Regions from separate parts of the Homo sapiens genome. Here region 1 is linked to region 2. The links are chromatin loops, found by intact Hi-C in ENCODE. Cell type or tissue: mammary epithelial cell. All regions are shown on one strand.

The links. Hi-C counts contacts between places; a loop is a spot of excess contacts. Peaks named below come from ENCODE experiments on the same cell type or tissue, not always from the same donor. Only the 100,000 strongest peaks of a DNase experiment are listed, where the experiment ranks them.
Region 1: a loop joins it to region 2, with 4 times the contacts of the local background. A loop is called at or near these places in 1 of 110 quality-filtered maps.

What each region holds. Positions count from the first base shown.
Region 1 is chr19:23,525,038-23,527,537 of GRCh38, reverse strand. LOC105372337 (a long non-coding RNA gene) reads left to right here. Exons shown (of 3, transcript XR_936485.3): 3 at 951-1,907. Among named protein-coding and RNA genes, the nearest start is that of LINC01224, 110 kb to the right of the region's middle. RefSeq lists an enhancer at 1,771-2,272. In mammary epithelial cell, no CTCF peak of the experiment used is centred here; a DNase peak (open chromatin) is centred at 1,037; H3K27ac peaks cover 1,221 bases.
Region 2 is chr19:24,053,227-24,055,726 of GRCh38, reverse strand. It overlaps a transcript of ZNF254 not described here. Among named protein-coding and RNA genes, the nearest start is that of ZNF254, 33 kb to the left of the region's middle. In mammary epithelial cell, no CTCF peak of the experiment used is centred here; DNase peaks (open chromatin) are centred at 1,036 and 1,406; H3K27ac peaks cover 2,004 bases.

The DNA of each region.
Region 1 (2,500 bases), 530 kb after region 2:
GGAAGAATCATCACCTACCTTACTATCTCCTCCTCTCTCAGCCCCGCCATTACCGAGTGAAGGTGCCACAGAGGAGACATAGATTTTCCCTGAGCCCCTCCCCCAGTAAATTGAGAAAAAGACAAGGGATACACTACAGTTATGGGACCCTGTCTTAGGCAAGCAGCATTAGAGGGGGAGCTCTTGGCTTGCCTGATGATGGAAGATCAACAAGGCAATCATGTACATGAACCCATTGCTTTCAAGACTTATAAAGAAATAAGAAAGAGCATTAGAGAAAATGGAGCCACTAGCCCATTTATGAAAGGATTAATTGAGGCCATAGCATATAACTTCCACATGACCCCATGGGACTGGTTAGTGCTAGCTAAAACAACTTCAGAGGCCAGTCAATACCTCCTCTGGAGGGCATAACATGATGAGTTATGAGAACAACAAGCTAACCAGAATCAATTGGCCAGGCAAAACATAACAGCTGCTATACTCCAGGGGAGGGGTCCCTATGTAAATGTACAACAACAATTAAATTTTTCCCCCAGCCTATGCACAGAGTCAGTGCACTCACAGGGCCTGGGACCAAATTCTCAAAGGTGGAGTTCAACAGTGATCTTTTCTAAATGTATGACAAGGGCCCCAGGAGCCATTTGTTGAATTTATCAATCATTTAACTTAGGTCATAGTGAAACGTGCCCATTCCACCCTTAAGAATACGCTTAAAATCAAAAAAGGGTGAATATGAGTAGGGACCTTACAACACTACTAGCACAAGCCTTATTTACTCTTAATTTCTTAAATTTAGATGATACATTTCAATGAGCCATAGATAAGCACTTTGCAAAAACCTCTCAAAATAGAAAGCCTTCAGTTTTATGGAAAGGTGTAAATAGTAATGTACGGTGTGGTCCAAATGATTTGCTAACGTGGGAAAGGGGATATGCTTGTGTTCACAGCCCCTTAGGTCCTCTTTGGATTCCAGCATGATGCATCAAACCTTACCACGGCATGACTAGGGCCCAACCTGCTACCAGAAATAAAGGAAATGACGATGCAGAACCCACAACCCTGGATGATGTGGCTTCCTTGGATGACACAGGCCCCAGACATTACCTGGGGAATGCTGAAGAACACAACTCAGGAGGCTGAACAAATCTGCTTCAGACACAGATACCATTCAATCCATATAATTTGTTCTTTGCTATGCTTTTTATTCCACATTGCAACTCTTATAGAATACTGATTCTTCTTATTCTCTCTTTTTGCCTGCAACCCACACCTGCTATAAACTATTGGGCCCATCTTCTAGATCTGCCTTTCTTACGGCATTTTACTTGGGAAGGTACCCCCTTCTCAGCCTCTGACAACGTGACCAATTGGCTGGGAGGTATTGACTTACCCCCGGTGGGGTCCCTCAGTAATGGCACACATTGGACTCAGGTGCCAAGTAACATTACATATCAATCCTTGATTGGAAAAGAATAATATTGATTATACTCATGTTTGTCTTATGTTATTTACTGGTTCTAGGGTGCAAAGCTGGAACACAAACTGTAACCATTGCACCAGTCAAACCTGTCGCTGCTCAGATCTGTATGCTTCAATCAACAAAACCTGATGCAAAAAAACAGAAAAAGGGGAGATGTGGGAGATTGGTCAGAGTGGTGGAAAAAGGATAGGGAAAGAACGCAAATTTTCTGAAATGTTGGAAGGTCCTGCAGAGCTCCAGGGGAGAATAGCTGAAGGCAGCTGTTCTATAACCCTGAGGCAGAGAGCAAGCAGTAGGTACAAGGGAGTGTGGAAGAATTTATCTTAAACAGGCTTATTTACTTATGTTGATCAGGAACTGACCTTTGATCATTTGCGTGTGTGACATTCCCTGAAAGGGGAACAATAAATGTTAATTACCTGCAGCTTGTGTTGGCTCCAGGTTTTTGGTATTGTGCCTGCACTGAAAAAAGCAAGTGGCTCCAGCTTCTTAGGGCTGCACTTTGGCTACTAAAGCCTGGCATTCCCTTAGCTGCTCTTACACTGCATACCTGTGTCTGAGTACTAATTTAATCCATAGACCAGAATCTGTGGGACACACCTGGCAATAAAGCCCTCAGTAATACATTGAATGCCCTTACATGACCAAGCACACTGGTGACATTGTGATACTGGTACTCAAAACCAGTCAGCAGTAACTACGCCATCCTTTTAGATAAACACAACCTACTTCTGAAGTTCTGAATCTCAACCCTGGAGGGAGTGGAAAGTTGCAACATTGACTCTCGTATGTGGATCTGGTCCACATCTGGGCTGGTAATTCAGACCAAGATTCAGCACAACTCTGAGGCTATGATTTTACTGAGAAGACCCAGTCTGAAGGAGAGATTGAGGCTCTTATTCAGGAATCCATCCACATTGAGATTGTGATTTGTGTACTTAGACCCAACCTCCAAATGGTCTTGACTCTCTCTTTTTTTTTTTTTTTTTTTTTTTTTTTTTTGGAGCAGAGTCTCAC
Region 2 (2,500 bases):
CTATGGACTGGATCCATATATAAGAGTCAATTTTTCCACCTTTGACTTCCTCTAGGTGTGATCCAGAACTTCAAAAGTGGGCTGTGTTTATGTGAGAATATGATGATGTATACTTTTTGATGGGTGTTCATATAACAGTGAAAATCTCCAGGCCGGCTGCAGTGGCTCACACCTGTAATCCCAGCACTTTGGGAGGCTGATGCAGGTGGATCACGAGGTCAGGAGATTGAGACCATCCTGGCCAGCATGGTGAAACCCTGTTTCTACTAAAAGTACAAAAATTAGCCGGGCATGGTGGTATGTGCCTGTAATCCCAGATACTCAGGAGGCTGAGGCAGGAGAATCACTTGAACCCGGAGGTGGAGATTGCAGTAAGCTGAGATCGCGCCACTGCACTCCAGCTGGGGTGACAGAGCAAGACTTCATCTCAAAAGAAAAAAAGAAAAAGAAAAAGAGAAAATCTCCTCTGTGTGCTGGGTCTTGTTAGTACACTCTTTTTTTTTTTTTTTTTTTTTTTTTTTGGTGAGACAGAGTCTCGCACTATCACCCAGGCTGGAGTACAGTGGCATGATCTCAATTCAATGCAACCTCCACCTCCCGGGTTGAAGCAATTCTCCTGCCTCAGGCTCCCAAGTAGCTGGGATTACAGGTGCCCACCACCATGCCCAGCTAATTTTTTGTATTTTTTAGTAGAGATGGGGTTTCAACATGTTGGTCAGGCTGGTCTTGAACTCCTGACCTCGTTTCACCCACCTCGGCCTCCCAAAGTGCTGGGATTACAGGCGTGAGCCACTGCGCCTGGTTAGTACACTATACTACTCAAAGGCTTTATCCAGTATAAATGAGAGGCACAATTTACTCTAAAATCATGTTTGTAAGCACCCATGACCATACTTGTGGCCCTAAGCCCAGGTATTAGTCAACATCTCTCTTAATTTGTTGGGTTTAAGAGAGTAGAGTCCTCATCTGCTATGTTCTGAGTTTAGAAATGTGTCACCATCTCAACTGTGGTTGGAGGCTCATACATGAGTCACAATTCCAACTGTGGACAGTGTTTGCATTTGAGATTCTGTTTGCATTTGAGATTCAAGACTTCAGCCATAGGCTCTTTCCCTGTGTGAGGGTGATAATCCTAATAATTGGTGAGGTGTGCATATAAGAAACAATCTCACCTTTGTGCTGTGTGCCCTGGGATAACACGTTTGTAACACTCGAGGGCATTATACAATATGTTAGAGTGTGGCAATTCTTTATGACCTTCATAAAAAGAGAAGACCAAGGAAGTGACTCATTTATCTAAGTCGAGCTATGAGAGACAGTATTTCTTCCAATAGCTGACTAGAGGTATGAGAGTCATCATTCCACTTATAAGCTGACTATAGTATATGTCACCATTTAACCTGTAGGTAGGGAGTTAGCAAGAGAGTTACATCACCTGGGATTTCAGCCAAGGTATCTCACAATCTTCCCCGAGGGAAGGAAACAAGCAGGAGTGTCATATCACCTGGGTGCTCAGCCAGGGATATGTTACAATTCTCTCCTGAAAGCACAGCACAGGCAACAGAGTCACATCACCTGGGTGCTGAGCTAAGCACTATGTCACAATGCTCCCTGGGGGCAAGACAGGGGCAGAAGAGCCATATCACCTGGTGTCTGGTTCCAGGGATATGTCACAATATTTCCTGTTCAGGGCACAGTGCAGGCAAGAAGTGTCACCTTTTAGGTCATGGACGCAGATATATGTCACAAGGTCCCTGTGGGCAGAGCCCAGGCAGGAGCATGCAATCCCATAGGTAGTGGGCCTAGCAATATTTTACAATATCCAAAATATTTGAGGCCCAGGGAAAACAGGAGAATCACATCACCTAGATGCTGGGTCCAGTGATATGCCGCAATCCTCCCTTTTGGCAGGGCCCAGATAGAAAAGAGTTACATCATCTAGGTGATGAATAAAAAGATATGTTATAATACCTCTGTGGACAGGGCCCATGCAGGAGATTCACATCATCGAGGTGTTAGAACAAGCCACATGTCACAATACACAATGTACAAGAGGAACCAGGCAGCACAGGAGAGTCACACGACCTAGGTTCTGACCCAGCAATATATTACAATCCCTTCTTAGGAAAAGCCTAGGAAGTAGAGGAAAGTCATATCACCTGGGCACTAGGCCCTGTGATATGTCCAGTGTTCTCTGTGGAAAGCACTAAGACAAGAGAATAGACTCACATCACCTAAATGCTGGGTCCAGAAATATGGCACAATCCCATCTGTACGTTGGGCCCAGGCAGGAGAGTCAAATTACTTAGGTGCTTAAAAAAGGTGTATGTCACAAACACACCTGAATTAAGGTCGAGGTATGAGATTAACAATTTCACACATTTCTTAGTTCTAGGTATGAGACAAAATACCCTCTGTATGTTGGGTGTAAGTACCTGAGTGACAGTCTCAATGATGGTCTGGATTTGTGCATGAGAACTTCAATCCTTCCTGCAAATTC